3 separate regions of the Mus musculus genome follow, and regions 1 and 2 are each linked to region 3. Evidence: chromatin contacts called from ENCODE Hi-C or POLR2A ChIA-PET data. All regions are on one chromosome and are shown on one strand. Each heading gives the region's core, a stretch centred on a gene start or an enhancer-like site at or near the end of the contact. The rest is flanking DNA. Distances are from core to core; before and after follow the strand shown. Region 1 holds the start of Ppp1r15a (protein phosphatase 1, regulatory subunit 15A). Region 2 holds the start of Dbp (D site albumin promoter binding protein). Region 3 holds the start of Fut1 (fucosyltransferase 1).

What was found. Hi-C counts contacts between places; a loop is a spot of excess contacts on that map. ChIA-PET counts read pairs that join two places held with the same protein, here RNA polymerase II (POLR2A).
Region 1: POLR2A ChIA-PET joins it to region 3 with 17 read pairs in embryonic stem cell. The contact joins the promoter of Ppp1r15a here to the promoter of Fut1 in region 3. POLR2A ChIA-PET finds 5 or more read pairs at or near these places in 4 of 5 experiments (Patski and embryonic stem cell).
Region 2: POLR2A ChIA-PET joins it to region 3 with 11 read pairs in Patski. The contact joins the promoter of Dbp here to the promoter of Fut1 in region 3. A Hi-C loop is called at or near these places in 1 of 37 maps with a recorded cell type or tissue (left cerebral cortex). POLR2A ChIA-PET finds 5 or more read pairs at or near these places in 2 of 5 experiments (Patski and embryonic stem cell).

Annotation. Positions count from the first base shown.
Region 1 is chr7:45,524,018-45,529,001 of GRCm38, forward strand. Ppp1r15a (protein phosphatase 1, regulatory subunit 15A) reads right to left here and starts at 2,251. Exons shown (of 3, transcript NM_008654.2): 1 at 1,978-2,251; 2 at 1-1,374. The coding sequence starts at 1,365. It also overlaps a transcript of Plekha4 not described here.
Region 2 is chr7:45,702,940-45,707,774 of GRCm38, forward strand. It overlaps Dbp (D site albumin promoter binding protein), which reads left to right and starts at 2,308. Exons shown (of 4, transcript NM_016974.3): 1 at 2,308-2,823; 2 at 3,667-4,077. The coding sequence starts at 2,685. Car11 (carbonic anhydrase 11) reads left to right here. Exons shown (of 9, transcript NM_009800.4): 6 at 123-195; 7 at 520-674; 8 at 774-939; 9 at 1,550-1,732. The coding sequence ends at 1,575.
Region 3 is chr7:45,616,020-45,620,729 of GRCm38, forward strand. It overlaps Fut1 (fucosyltransferase 1), which reads left to right and starts at 1,587. Exons shown (of 2, transcript NM_008051.6): 1 at 1,587-1,728; 2 at 2,603-4,710. The coding sequence starts at 2,605. The coding sequence ends at 3,738. RefSeq lists a promoter at 1-847 and a cis regulatory region at 534-539.

The DNA of each region.
Region 1 (4,984 bases), core at 1,001-3,500, 91 kb before region 3:
TTCTGTGTCATCTTCTGTGTCCTCTCCTGGGCGATACACCCAGGCCTTCAGGAAGGGACTTGTATGTGGGGTGGCACCGGTCTGAGCTGTGTCTTCCTCAGCTGAATCCAAATCGCTGTTTTCTTCCTCTGTGTCCTCTCCTGGGCGATACACCCAGGCCTTCAGGAAGGCACTTGTATGGGGGGTGGCACCGGTCTGAGCTGTGTCTTCCTCAGCTGAATCCAAATCGCTGTTTTCTTCCTCTGTGTCCTCTCCTGGGCGATACACCCAGGCCTTCAGGAAGGCACTTGTATGGGGGGTGGCACCGGTCTGAGCTGTGTCTTCCTCAGCTGAATCCGAATCGCTGTCTTCTTCCTCTGTGTCCTCTCCTGGGCGATACACCCAGGCCTTCAGGAAGGCACTTGTATGGGGGGTGGCACCGGTCTGAGCTGTGTCTTCCTCAGCTGAATCCGAATCGCTGTTGTCTTCTTCCTCTGTGTCCTCTCCTGGGCGATACACCCAGGCCTTCAGGAAGGCATTTCCAGTACAGACAAAAGTTGTCTCAGGTCCTCCTTCCTCAGCCTCAGCATTCCGACAAGGGTGACCCTGCCCTGCCCTGTGTGCCTCTACCTTGGCTTCTCCCTCCTGCTTAGGCTTCTCTCTAGAGTAGTACTCCCAGGCTCTGGAGTGGGAGCCTGAAGAAGGAGAGTTGGAGGGGTCAGCCTTGTTTTCTGTTCCTTTTTCTTCCGTGGCTTGATGTTCTGCCTCCCCCAAGAAAGGCACAGGGGTGCTGGGTTTGTATCCCGGAGCTATGGAAGCAGCAGAAGCTTGGTAAGTCTTCACTGTTTCTCCATCCTCTTCATTCTCAGCTGGACCACCCTCCAGCTGTGATGTGGGATAAGCGGGCTCAGCCACTCCCTCTTCTCTAGCCACCACCTCCCCAAGCCTCTTATCAGCCCCTTGCAGGCCAGCGGGCTGTAGTGTGGCCTTGCCAGCTGTGCGTTCCATTTCCTTCTCTCTAAGGTCATCTTGTCCTGGCTTTGCATTGTACTCATCAACATTTGAAAGTCCCCAAGTTTCAGGAGGGGAACTTTCAGCTTCCACAAGGCAGAGCCTCTGGGCTGCTTGACTCTGTTCAGGAGATCCACTTTCTTCAGTCTCCCCATGAGGGAGGAGGTTACCAGAGACAGGGGTAGGTGTCAGCAGAGCCGCAGCTTCTATCTGATCTGCTCCTGTTACTGTTTTTGCCAGCCATGCCTCTGGGACTTCTGGGCCCCTCAGGCGGCTCCAGGCCCGACTGAGCAAGCCCATCAGTGGGGACAGGAGATAGAAGTTGTGGGCGTCCCTCCAGTGCAGGACATGCTGGGGTCTTGGGCTCGGGGCCATGTGTCTGGGCTAGAAAGGGGGGAAATTTGTTTAGAAGTCGCTCTGGGAAACAGTCTCGGGTCACAGCACTGAGTCATGGTAACAAATAGTCACAGCAGCAACACGTGAATGCCTGCCTCGAATTCCAAATAACATTGCTCACACCCAACTCTGCCACTTGGTTAATCTCTCTCAACACCCAAGCTCTACATCCTTAGAACCAAGAGCCCACACTCTTAAACCCTTCCCTTAGCCCCAGTCACAGTTCCTGGCCAGCCCTTCTCAGACCTGTAAGAGTCTGGCTTTTTAGTGACCTTTCGTTCCTCAAGCTTGTGTTCATGCCCCTAAAACCTCCCTCTGCCTACCCCTCGGACCCTGGTTATTCCTCCTGGGGTCCTTCCCTTTATTTGGCGCTATACAGATATTGCCGGTCGAGCCTCCCGGCCCCTTTCCCTTTAAACGAAGAGTGTAGACGTGGGCTCTCCTCTCTCAGACCAAATAAGCCATCTGGGCTTCTGTGCCTTTTCCCCAAACCTGGAATCGCCCTCCAGCTTGCCCCCTCAGATTCCACAACTCTCTCCAGTCTCCTCGCCAGAGAGTCCTCCCTCAAAGGCCGCCCCATCCCCCACTCACCGGCGGGCTGCACGTCACCCCGGGGGCTGAAGCGCCGGTTCTGGTTGCCAAAAGCGATCGTGGGTCCGGACTGCTCGCGAAGCCAGCGGGTTCATGTCGCCCTCAGGCGTGGGGCTCGGGGACGCAATGTTTCACAGGCTGTAGCAAAGGCTGTCCCGGCCGGCAAAGGGATGCGGGGTCGCGCGGGATATCGCATGTAATCTTCCACAAACTCAGAGCTGACTCAATCTGCGCCAACATCGTCCACGCGGCTTTTATACCCTGACGCGGCGCTGTGCTGACGTCACCGGAGAGGCGGGGTCTCGGAAGTCCCTGGGAAAGGTGGAAAGAGGAAAACAACACTGAACTTCTCGCGGAGACTCCGCGCTCTGTGAGGTCACCGCAGCTTCTCAGGCGTGCCCTAGGCTCAATCGAGAGAGCCGTCGATCTCACGTAATTTCCGAGCAAGTACGCGAACCTTATCTGGCAGTCACGTACCGTGCCATTTCCCTTTCCTTTTATTTTCTTTATTTGAGAGGCTGGGACTGGTTTCCATCTCTGTAATCCTCCTGCTACTGTCTCCAGAGTGCTAGGATTAAGGGCGTACACCAAGACTTCCGACCTTTTTTCTCCAAGCAAGAGTGACTTTTTTTTTTTTTTTTTTTTTTTTTTGGAGAGTGGGGGGGGTTCGAAACAGGATTTTTCTGAGTATCCGTGGCTGATCAGGCTGGTAGATCAGGCTGGCTTCAAACTCAATGATCCACCAGCCTCTACCTTCTAAATGTTGGGATTAAAGGTCCCAGCCACCACTCCCCTGTTAGCAATGGATTTTTATTAGAAGACAAAACACCCAATGTTTTTAAATTTTATTTATGTATTTTTTTTAAATGTAGGAGTGGTCTGTCTGCTTGTTTACCTACGTGCTAGAACAGGTCATAAGATCCCATTACAGATGGTTGTGAGCCACCTTGTGGTTACTGAGAATTGAACACAGGACCTCTGGAAGAGCAGCCAGTGTTCTTAACCACTGAGCCATCTCTCCAGCCTTTGTTTGTTTTTCCAAGACTAGTTTCTGGTTGTCCTGGAACACAACTTTGTAGACTAGGCTAGCCTAGAGCTCACTGAGATCCGATTGCCTCGGCCTCCTGATTCCCGGATTAAAGGCTGGTGAGATGGCTCAGAGAACAGTGACAGCCAGGCGTGGCGCACGCCTTTGATCCCAGCACTCAGGAGGCAGAGGCAGGTGGATTTCTGAGTTCGAGGCCAGCCTGATCTACAAAGTGAGTTCCAGGACAGCCAGGGCTATACAGAAAAACCCAGTCTCGAAAAAACAAAACAAAAACAAAAAACCAACACCCCCCCCACCCCCCGCCAGAACAGTGGCTGCTATCTCACACCTCACAGGCAAAAAAAAAAAAAAAAAAGACAAAAACCAAGATTTTCTTTTAATCTTTTTTTTTTTTTTTTTTTTTTTTTTTTTAAATTTTTTTATTTATTTTCTGTACATGAGTACACAGTAGCTGTCTTCAGACACACCAGAAGAGGGCATCAGATCCCATTACAGATGGTTGTGAGCCACCATGTGGTTGCTGGGAATTGAACTCAGGCCCTCTGGAAGAGCAGTGAGTGTTCTTAACCGCTGAGCCATCTCTCCAGCCCCCTTCTTTTAATCTTTATGTGAGTGTTTTCTCTCTCTCTCTCTCTCCCTCTCCCCCTCTCCTCTGTGTGTATATTATATATCATGTCTGTATGGTGTACAAGGAGGTCGGAAGATGGCATCTGATCTTGTAGAACTGGAGTTAAGATGTTTGTGAAGCTCCACATGGAGCAATCTGGGGACTAAATTTGGGTCCTCTGCAAAGAATAGCAAGCACTTAAGCCCTGACCCATCTTTCTGGTCCTTTAGTTGTTTTTGGTGGATCTGTCTGTTTTTTGTCTTGTTTTCAGACAGGGATTTTCAGTATAGCCCTGGCTGCCCTGAAACTCACTCTGTAGGCTAGGCTGGTCTGGAACTCACAGAAATCTACCTGCTGCTTCCTTCTGAGTGCTGAGATTAAAGGCATGTACCACCATGCCTGCCCAGTCTGTCTGTTTTGAACAGGGTCTTACAGTATGTCCACACTGTCCTGGGACTCACAGGGTAAGAATCTTGGGCAATTCTCTTCCTGTGTACAGAGGAGCATCAACCTCTTCTGAGGTCTGCCCTCATGGACCCTCCTTCTTCTATGTCTATTTTTTTTTTTTTTTTTTTTTTTTAGTGCACGTTTCTGTTTTCTTTTTTTTTGTTTTTGTTTTTGTTTTTTGTTTTTTGTTTTTTGTTTTTTGTTTTTGTCTTTGGACAGGGACCTGTGTTGTATTCCAGAAGTGCCTGGAACTTACTATGCAATCTGGGCTGAACTGAACCCGTGTAGGCCAGCTGCCCCGAACACTCAGCAGTCCTACCCAGTGTGGAGGTTACAAGAGAGTGACCTCAACACAGTGTGGAGAACCCTGCTAAACAGACTCTCTGTCTTCACAGGCAGGCATCTGCATTTTTTGAATTTGTACAAAGGTTCTGCTTTTATAATTTGAATTTCTGATTGTCCTGCATTCTCATGGGAGTGGGGGACCTCTGTTCAAATCCCAGATATAGATCCAGAGACCCAATTCCAGCCTTTTCCTCCTGGTGTGTGTGTTTGTGGAGAAGGGGGGAGGGGAGGGGAAGGAAGGAAAGGGAGGGAAGGGAAGGGAAGGGAAGGGAAGGGAAGGGAAGGGAAAAGAAAAGAAAGGAAAGGAAAGGAAGGAAAGGAAAGGAAAGGAAGGAAAGGAGAGGAAGGAAAGGGAGGAGAAGAGAAGAGAAGAGAAGAGAAGAGAAAAGTGTGTGTGTGTAGCCTGTGTGTTGTGTTTCTTTCTGGGGATGGATCCCAGGGCCTCACACCTCACACACACTGGGCAGTGCGCTCCTGGAGTTACTCTCTGAGCTCCTCATTTAGTGCTTTCTTCCTCAAAATGCACTGAGGCTCCACACCTCTCTTATAATGGGTTATCA
Region 2 (4,835 bases), core at 1,058-3,557, 88 kb after region 3:
AAGGAGGGCAACTGGCTTCCAGGGTGTGAGGGACAGGGAGGCTGGGAGGCTAGCCTGGGGTGGTGGGTCTTTGTGGAGCAGGTCTGGGCTGCCGTCTCCCTCGCCTCGTGCCTCCTGCGTAGGTGGCTGGCAGTTCCAACCCATTCCTCAGTCGCCTCCTCAACCGGGACACTATCACCCGAATCTCCTACAAAAGTAAGTCCCCCAAGCTAGGGGTGGCGTCCCCAGTTCCTAGGAAGGCTGAGGAAGGAGGGTGGGCTACAGAGTAAGTTCAAGGTCAGCCTGGGCTACTTAGCAAGAGCCAGGGTGACAACAGAAAGGGAAGAGTGGTTGGAGATGATGCAGCTTGGTCACGAGCGCCTGGTCAGAATCTCCCGGTGAGGGGCTGGGGGCCTGGTGCAGTGGTACCTGCCTAGCATGTCCGAAGCCTTACATTCAGTCTCCATACGACAACAGACATAACTAAGTCCCTGTGCATTATCTGGGACCCCCTTTTACGCTGACTTGATGTCTGCGCAGATGATGCCTACTTTCTTCAAGACCTGAGCCTGGAGCTCCTGTTCCCAGAATCCTTCGGCTTCATCACCTATCAGGGATCTCTCAGCACTCCTCCGTGCTCTGAGACTGTCACCTGGATCCTCATCGACAGGGCTCTCAATATTACCTCCCTCCAGGTGACTGACACCCCCACCCCCCCCCACCCCCGTGTGTGCATGCTACTCCTGTCCTGAGCACCACCCCGGTCCACTCACCCGTGGTTTCTCTTGAGGCAGATGCACTCCCTGAGACTCCTGAGCCAGAATCCCCCCTCCCAGATCTTCCAGAGCCTCAGTGGTAATGGCCGGCCCTTGCAGCCCCTGGCCCACAGAGCCTTGAGGGGCAACAGGGACCCCCGGCATCCCGAGAGGCGCTGCCGAGGCCCCAACTACCGCCTGCATGGTATGCTTAGTGTGTCCCCTCCTTCTCCACGTCCTGATAGTCTGCACTTATTCCCAGTGGTTGTCTCAGTGTGATACATCCCTTGTCCTTTCTCACCTCTCCATATGGAACAGCCTGCTGCAGCCCACCCCTCTTTGCAGCTTAGTCTAAGGCCTGACACCCTGTTTTCCTTGTGGTACAATTACATACTGGTCCATGCCCTCTGCCTACTGTTACTTGCCAAGATGGTACGGTCCAGGTCACCTGTTTACAAATGGTATGACCCTACTTAGAGCTGTAGTCTTTCTGCTATTCCCTTTCTGAGAATCAGCGTGGTACAATCCCTCTGTCTTTCTTACTGCCACTGTGGCTCGGCCCCGGGAAATCGGTTAGTTTCTTGTCTGGTTTCTCAACATGGTACAGCCCAGAAGACCATATCCTCTCCATGTACCTTTATGCAAACCAGCCTATTCTGCACGTCCCATGTGGCCTTCTTCCCTCCCTACATGGTCTGGTCCAGGAGCTGATCATTCCCCCAACTTGGTATATTCCATTCCCCCTTAGCAGCCTGACTAGTAGAGTCCTATGTGCTCAGCTCCCACACCCCTCAAGCCGGTGCTTCCCTTTGCAGTGGACGGTGGTCCTCACGGTCGCTGAGACTCCCCAACGAGGATTACGCCCGCCTGTTCTGAGTTTCCTCACCAGGGGAGGGGATTCACCCCAAAACAAAGCTATTAAAAGGACTGAATGTTTCCGGTTTCTCGGTGGTTTATCAGTCGCGATTGAGGAACATCTAGATATTAAAAAAAAAAAATCCTTCCCGAAGCCCACTTCTTTCTGCCTTAATCTGCTCTAATTGATGTTCTGCTTTTTTTCCTCAATGAGTCTGTGAACACTCGGCTCCTTTAAGAGGTACCCCTCTTGCCCCACACCCGCATCCGATAGCACGCGCAAAGCCATGTGCTTCCCCCTTCTTCCTGCCTCATTGGCCCGAAGTGGGTCACGGTCCCGCCTCCAGCGCCTCCTCCCATTGGCCAAATATAGGTCAGTGTCCCGCCTTCTTCCAAAAGGCGAGGCAACTACACAAGTTCAGCCCCTCACGCGCCTCCAGGGTCTTGGCATATCCCTTCATCTCATTGGCTGAGCGTCTCAAGGGCTCGAGACGTGATTGGTTCTTGCCAGAAGCCGGAGGAAGGCACGCGGCTGGGGTGCATGGCCCAAGTGGAGGGAGGGGGCCCGGAGGAGGGGCGCGCGCTCTGGCGTCCGGTGTTTTGGTTTAGATTTTTTTTTTTCCGCGAAAGAAGTTTGCTTTGGCCACGCCTCAAGGCTGCCACCTCCTCCTGCCCCCTCCTCCGCCCCTGGGTGCACACCTCTGGGTGCAGATTGCAAAGCTCCTTTCTTTGCGAGAAGTGCAAAATTGGCTAGAGCCAGAGACTCGCCCACTTGGTACAGAAGGAGCGCGCGCCTGTGTCCCTTGGGGACCCACAGTTGCAAAGAGACAGCTGCTTGATTTGGTCACCCACTCGCCCAGACTATAGGAGCCTCCCGGGACAGTCTTTGAGTTGCACCTTTCTGCAGAACTGACTGGTTGAACCCCCGCAGCGCTCTTAGGATTTGAAGCGTCCTGATCCTGGAGGCTTGCACGCCGCGCTCTCCCGACTCTGGGACACATTCGCCCGAACCACTGGAGTGTGCGGGTGACTGACATATCATCTCATCTCTTCGACTCTCCATGAGCTCATGAACCTGGGAGCAGGTCCACGGCAATGGCGCGGCCTCTGAGCGACAGGACCCCGGGCCCCCTGCTGCTGGGTGGCCCGGCTGGGGCCCCCCCTGGCGGGGGAGCGCTGCTTGGGCTGAGGAGCCTTCTGCAGGGAAACAGCAAGCCCAAAGAACCGGCCAGCTGTGAGTTCTAGTCCCACTGTGTTAGGGACTCAACTGTTGGGGTGGTGGTCCACGGCACCTATCAGCTAGGTGTCCCATCTTTGCTAGTCTTCATTAGGTCACTTAGGTCTTCCAGTCCATCAGCCTCCAGGACCAAATCTGACGCCTGGAGGGCCTAAGGGTCAAGTCCCTGGAGTGTTCCTACTTGAGGACAGAGTTTAGGTGCCAGACCCCTCTTTCTTTCCTTTGGCCTCAGAGTCTGGACCCCTGGAGTCCTAGGGGAAGGGAGGGGGTGTGTCGGATGCTCACACGGTGCAGACACGGGCTTGGGCGGGGCCTCGCAGGGTCACATGGAAACTAGGGATGAGGAATGTGCCTGAGCAGTGGAGCCCCTTCCAGCCCCAACAGACTGTGGGGGAGGGGATGAGGGTGCTGGGGGTGGGAGAATTACTGAGCTGTCACTTTTTCTTTCTCACCTGCCCAACCTTTCACCCACCCTGTCACTAAACCCTTCTTTCTAAACTTCCATCCTCGTTCTCTGGGTCGCTTGTGCTTGTGTTTCTTAATCCCCTCCCGGGCCCCTAACCCTATCCTTCTGTATACTTTTGCCTTTTCCCCCTCTCCGGGTCCCCGTCTCCCTGACCCTCTATTGCTGGGGCCTTGTTCTCTTTTCTCTCTGGGTCTCCCCAAGCCCCGTCTTTATCCCTCTCTTCTTTTTCTGGGTTCTCTCCCTGCCTGTACCCACCTCCCTGGGTCTTTGCCCTACGGCTCCCGTCTCCTCACTTCTCTGTATCTCCGCCATATCTCTAACTTGGGGTCCCTCCTGTGTCCCTCCACCCCATCCGGTCTCTCCCTGGCCTACAGGTCTCCTGAAGGAAAAGGAGCGCAAGGCAACTCTGCCCTCAGCCCCCGTCCCGGGACCCGGCCTGGAAACGGCGGGCCCAGCCGATGCCCCGAGTGGGGCCGTTAGTGGCGGTGGGTCCCCTCGGGGGCGCTCAGGGCCTGTGGCTGGCCCGAGTCTTTTTGCGCCGCTGCTGTGGGAACGCACTTTGCCTTTCGGGGACGTGGAATACGTGGACCTGGACGCCTTCTTGCTGGAGCACGGGCTACCGCCGAGCCCGCCGCCCCCCGGGGGCCTGTCGCCGGCACCCTCTCCAGCGCGCACTCCCGCGCCCTCCCCCGGGCCCGGCTCTTGCAGCTCCTCTTCCCCCCGCTCCTCGCCCGGGCACGCCCCCGCGCGGGCCACTCTGGGAGCCGCCGGCGGCCACCGCGCAGGTGCGGCGAAGGGGCGGGGCTGTCGGGCAGGGCGGGGCCTCGCGACACTTTTGGAAGTCTGCCCAATGAGATGCTGCGATCCTTTAGGGGACTTGGGTCCCCAAATGCGAAAGGATTATTCACTGAGAGGCAGTATTCTTCTCTAAGACAAGTTTCCTCATGTTCTTGGAGCCAAGACTAGAAACTTAGAACACCTTAGTTAACTGGAGAGTACTATCTCCAGAGTCTGGGTCCAGAATTTTGGGAAACGAGATGGGACTGGACTTCAAGGACACCAAAAATGGGAGCGAGCAGGCCAGAGCGGGGTACTACGTTCCCGGATCCTACACACGCACACACCCCATTCCCCAAGTGGATGGTGTTGCATCCTGCCTCCCAGTCTTGCAGAAGAGAATATCGGGATCCCTCTTCTGGCTTCTACAGAGGAGCTTTCCCATGTCCCTGTGTTGGGGACCTAGGATCTCAGAACTGTGGGAATCTGGATGGCAAAGAGCTTGGCAGGCCGGTTCTCCCACGATCCTCCCCCATAGCGCGGGATGGGTGGGTAGAATCATTGTAGATGTTGGAGCTGAGACCAAAAGGAACAAGAAGGGAGGCGACCCCAATCAAGACAAGGAGTCTCGATGTGGGACGCCTGGGTACACCTGTCCCTGATCCGACCTCCAGGCAAAAACCAGTGCTGCACATTCCCTCGCCACGTGAGTCCGCCTTCCTAGCTGCGCGCACGCGCTCTCACGCGCGAGGAGGCGGGGCCGGGA
Region 3 (4,710 bases), core at 337-2,836:
GTCTGAAGGTAGCTGGGGTCTGCAGTTCTGGGTCTGAGGTAGGAGACTGAAGTCTACACTCCTGGGTCTGAAGGTGGCTGGGCTCTGCAGTTCTGGGTCTGAGGGAGGTGGCTGGGGTCTGTATTCCTGGATCTGAGGGAGGAGGCTAGGGTCTGGCTCTTGGGTCTGAGGGAGGAGGCTGGGATCTAGCTCTTGGGTCTGAGGGAGGAGGCTAGGGTCTGGCTCTTGGGTACTAAGAAGGAACCTGGGGCTTCAGACTTTCTGTGTAAGCAACTGAGCTGGTGTGGTTCATCCTTTTGGAATTTTAAGCTTCAAGGTGCTTTGGGGGGGGGGCGTGTCTGAGGCTTTCTTTCATCAGGAGAGCTGTATCAGCAGTGTGTAAGAGGAGTCCTCAGCCCAGCAGGTGGAAGTCTCCCAGCTGGCCACAGGCCAGTCACCCTCACCAACCCCTGCTTAGCATTCGGGCCTTGTGCTCAGCTGCTGTCCTCCCTGATGCAATCCTAGTGCTTCTTTCACCAGACAGCGTCCTGCACAGGTGCTCTCCAGATGCTTTGGGGGGTGGGAGGATTAGGCTCGGTGAAGGGGAAGAGCTGGGTTGTTTCCTGCAGTCAAAGGCGCTGGGGCCGAGTTTGGATTTCTAGGAGGAACCCTGAGCAAGGACTCTTGGGAGTGAGACTGGAGCACTGACCCCTAAGTCCCAAGGAGCATCTAAGGGGAGGAGGCTGGGGAGTGGACCTTTAGAACTGATGTGGCCCTGGAACTCTGCAGTGTGAAGAAATGATCTCATCTTGGGCTAGCCAAGTGGAATTTCTGAGTCTTTTAAGGTGTCAAGGTGAGGCTTCAGGCCCCGACTCCATGCGATTAATTAATGGGCTCCGGAAGGAACCGTGGGAGAACCTTTGTCTCCAGCCTCACTTCAGAGGCCTGTCTAAAAAGAATGTTGAAAACACTCTCTTTCCTCCTTCTGGCCAGAAAAAAAGTTATTTGCTGTATTTACCAATCTAAAAAGTAACAGCTGGGCCCCGGACTTTAGGATCACCACAGAGGAGGGGCTTGGAGCGCAGACAACCTGTGGAGTGTGATGTGTAGGCGGCTACAAGTAGAGGCTCAGACTTGGGTTGAGGCAGCTGGCAAACAGGTTCTCCATCCTCCTGGGAAAGTGCAGCGGGCGGGGTACGAAGAAGAAGCAGGTGGCCAGGCTTCGCTCCGTTGGGGCGTGGCTACTCCCAGAGCATCTAGCTAAGGGAAGCAGAAGTCACGGCACTGGAGATGGGAACGTGCATAGAACCTGAGCCCCGCTTCCCCCCTTCCCCAGCTCCAGCCTTGCAGCCCGGGTGCTAGTCCCCGGGTCCATACAGAGGATACGGCAGCTTCTGGGTACCAGTTGGGCTGCCCATCGTGCAAGTCAGAGAACCCAGAAGGGACAGGGGCGCAGCGCCCCATCCACCTGGGCGGAGGAGAGGGCGCAGCGCCAGGTAGGATGTGTCTCCGCCTCCTGCTGCCTGCCCTGCCGGGAGGGCGGAGGCTGTACACCTTGGAACCCTGCCCCTCTTTCTCTCTCTCTCCCCACCGGTCTCTGAGCCTTCAGTCAGTTTCAGGAAGGAAGCTTGAAGCGGAGGGCTACGGAGCCGGGGCTCCTGACTTCCAAGCGCGGCCGATGAAGGCTACATTTTAGAACTGGAAGCTCAGGCAAAAAGAATTCGCTTGCACCACCAGCAAGGAGCTCAGGTTAGTTGGCACTGGGGATGCCAGACGCCCAGGGATGAGTATTTAGGCTCCTCTAACCCTTATCCCGTCGTCCTCAAAACATGGAAGCTATCCCAAACCTATCCCCATTAAGAATCCCTTCCCTTGGGCTGGTGAGATGGCTCAGTGGGTAAGAGCACCTGACTGCTCTTCCAAAGGTCCAGAGTTCAAATCCCAGCAACCACATGGTGGCTCACAACCATCCGTAACAAGATCTGACTCCCTCTTCTGGTGTGTCTGAAGACAGCTACAGTGTACTTACATATAATAAATAAATAAATCTTTAAAAAAAAAAAAAAATCCCTTCCCTTCTGTCAGAGCAAGGATCTTAAGGACTCAGGGAACTATCCACAGGCCTCCTTCCGGGATGCAGCTTTTGTGAGCTCTCACCTGTACTTGCAGTAGGCTTTTTAACTATGTAGCTGCCTTGGAATCACCCAAACTTTTGTAAGTGACCCCTCTCAATAAGTTCACTAAGCCGGACATGGGCTGAATCGTTCTTGAGTATGTAACTGGTCTTTATGTAAGATAAACTGATGTTTGTTCCTGTCTCACAGGAAAAGTTATACAACATCCAGGGGCTTGCTTTTACAGTTCTAAAATCCCTTCTCTTTATCTGGTTTTCCCCTGGCTCCCAGCTATTGCCTGGGAGGCAGAATGTGCCCGCAACATATAGGTGCATCTCAGAAGGTAGTTGAGCTGTGAGGTTCCCAGAAGGCCCCCAGATCTTCCTGTCTTGCAGCCACTCATTTGCATAGCTCCTGACCTCACTGAAAATCTCAGAGCCTGAGGAGTCCCAGACTCAGACTCGGTGGCTTAATCTGTGTGTCTTCTAACTCGTCTTTCCTCCCCATAGCTATGTGGACTCCCAGCCGGAGGCAGCTCTGCCTGGCATTTCTGTTGGTCTGTGTGCTCTCTGCCGGCTCCTTCTTTTTCCACCTGAATGGAGGAAACTTCTTTCGAAATGGTCTAACTCTCTCTGTCCTGTGTTCAGACTATCACCTGCTGAAGTCCCCAGTGGCCATGGTATGCCTACCTCATCCATTGCAGACATCTAATGGCTCCCCTTCCTGTCCTGAGCAGTCCTCCTCACTCTCTGGGACTTGGACAATCACCCCAGGAGGCAGGTTTGGTAACCAGATGGGGCAGTATGCTACATTGCTGGCCCTAGCCCAGCTCAATGGTCGCCAAGCCTTCATCCAACCTGAGATGCATGCCGCCCTGGCCCCCGTGTTCCGAATCTCCCTGCCAGTGCTGGACCCTGAGGTGGACAGCCTCACACCTTGGCAGCACTTAGTCCTACATGACTGGATGTCAGAGGAGTACTCCCATCTGGAGGACCCATTTCTCAAGCTGTCTGGTTTCCCCTGCTCTTGGACCTTTTTCCATCATCTTCGGGAACAGATTCGTAGGGAATTCACTCTGCATAACCATCTACGGGAAGGTGCCCAGTACCTGTTGAGCGGGCTCCGTATAGGCCCGGCGGGCATCCGCCCTCATACCTTTGTGGGTGTCCATGTGCGTCGTGGAGACTATCTGGAGGTGATGCCCAATCGCTGGAAGGGTGTGGTGGGTGACCGAGCTTACCTCCAGCAAGCCATGGACTGGTTCCGGGCCCGACACAAAGACCCCATCTTTGTGGTCACCAGCAATGGCATGAAATGGTGTTTGGAGAACATTGACACATCCCATGGTGATGTGGTCTTCGCTGGCAATGGACAGGAGGGTACACCGGGGAAGGACTTTGCACTTCTCACACAGTGTAACCACACCATCATGACTATTGGCACCTTTGGCTTCTGGGCTGCCTACTTAGCTGGTGGAGACACGGTCTACCTTGCAAACTTCACCCTGCCAGATTCGGAGTTTCTGAAGATCTTCAGGCCTGAGGCTGCCTTCCTGCCTGAGTGGGTGGGCATCAATGCAGACTTGTCCCCGCTGCAGGCTCAATTTGACCCCTGGAAGCCAGACAGTCTTTTTAGATTGGTCTGACTCATCAGAAGTCAGCCATCCATGTCTCTATGCTTTGGTGTATGTCTGTGGTAGCCCTGGAGCTGTGGGTACTCATTTCCAGACTTGCACATCAACTTGCTGGAAATGCTGGAATGCTTTGCAGACACTTCAACAGGATATCATTTTCTGATTGCAGGGGAAGCCCAAGTCAGCACTGTAAGCCACAGTCTCTTCCGACTCTTCTGGCTCGTCTTCTTAGAACCTCTGGGCAGCTGTTTCTGGGTTAGGGAGGCTGAAGAAAATCCAGACTTACCAACTGGTCTCCTGGATTTCTGGGGTTATTCTAGGCTGTTTCTGAGAACCTGGTCCAGTCCCTTTGCAACACTCTGCAGGGCCCTCTCAACACTCCAGACAGTGAAGAATTTAATGAAGGTAGATGCAAAAGCTCAGTACTTCCTCACTGCTGGAGGCACGGAGTGATGCTAGAGGCACAGAGTGATGCTGCTGGAGGCACGGAGTGATGCTGGAGGCACGGAGTGATGCTGGAAGCACGGAGTGATGCTGCTGGAGGCACGGAGTGATGCTGGAAGCACGGAGTGATGCTGGAGGCACGGAGTGATTCGAGCCTTTCTGGAGCCAGTCTCTTGTTAGAGAGATGAGAACAATTGGAGGACATATGAATTCTGTCCAACTCCTTGGCCCCAGAGAAACCTGAAAGACTTTTATTTAGGATGGGAAGAGCAAATGGCTATAAGTGGGCTGGAGGAGAGAGCCGCTGTTGAGACACATCTGTCTCGAGGCACGGGGTCTCCTAAAAGATCTAGGAACTTTACAAGAGAGAGAGAGAGAGAGAGAGAGAGAGAGAGAGAGAGAGCTCAAAAGTTAAAGAACAACACAGATTAATCTTGGATTTAGGATCAAGGAGGTTTCTTCTTCTGAAGATGCTATTAGGGGATCTGGGATCTGTTTTCTAGAGGTAACCAGGCCTACAGAAAAGAAGGGCATACCCCT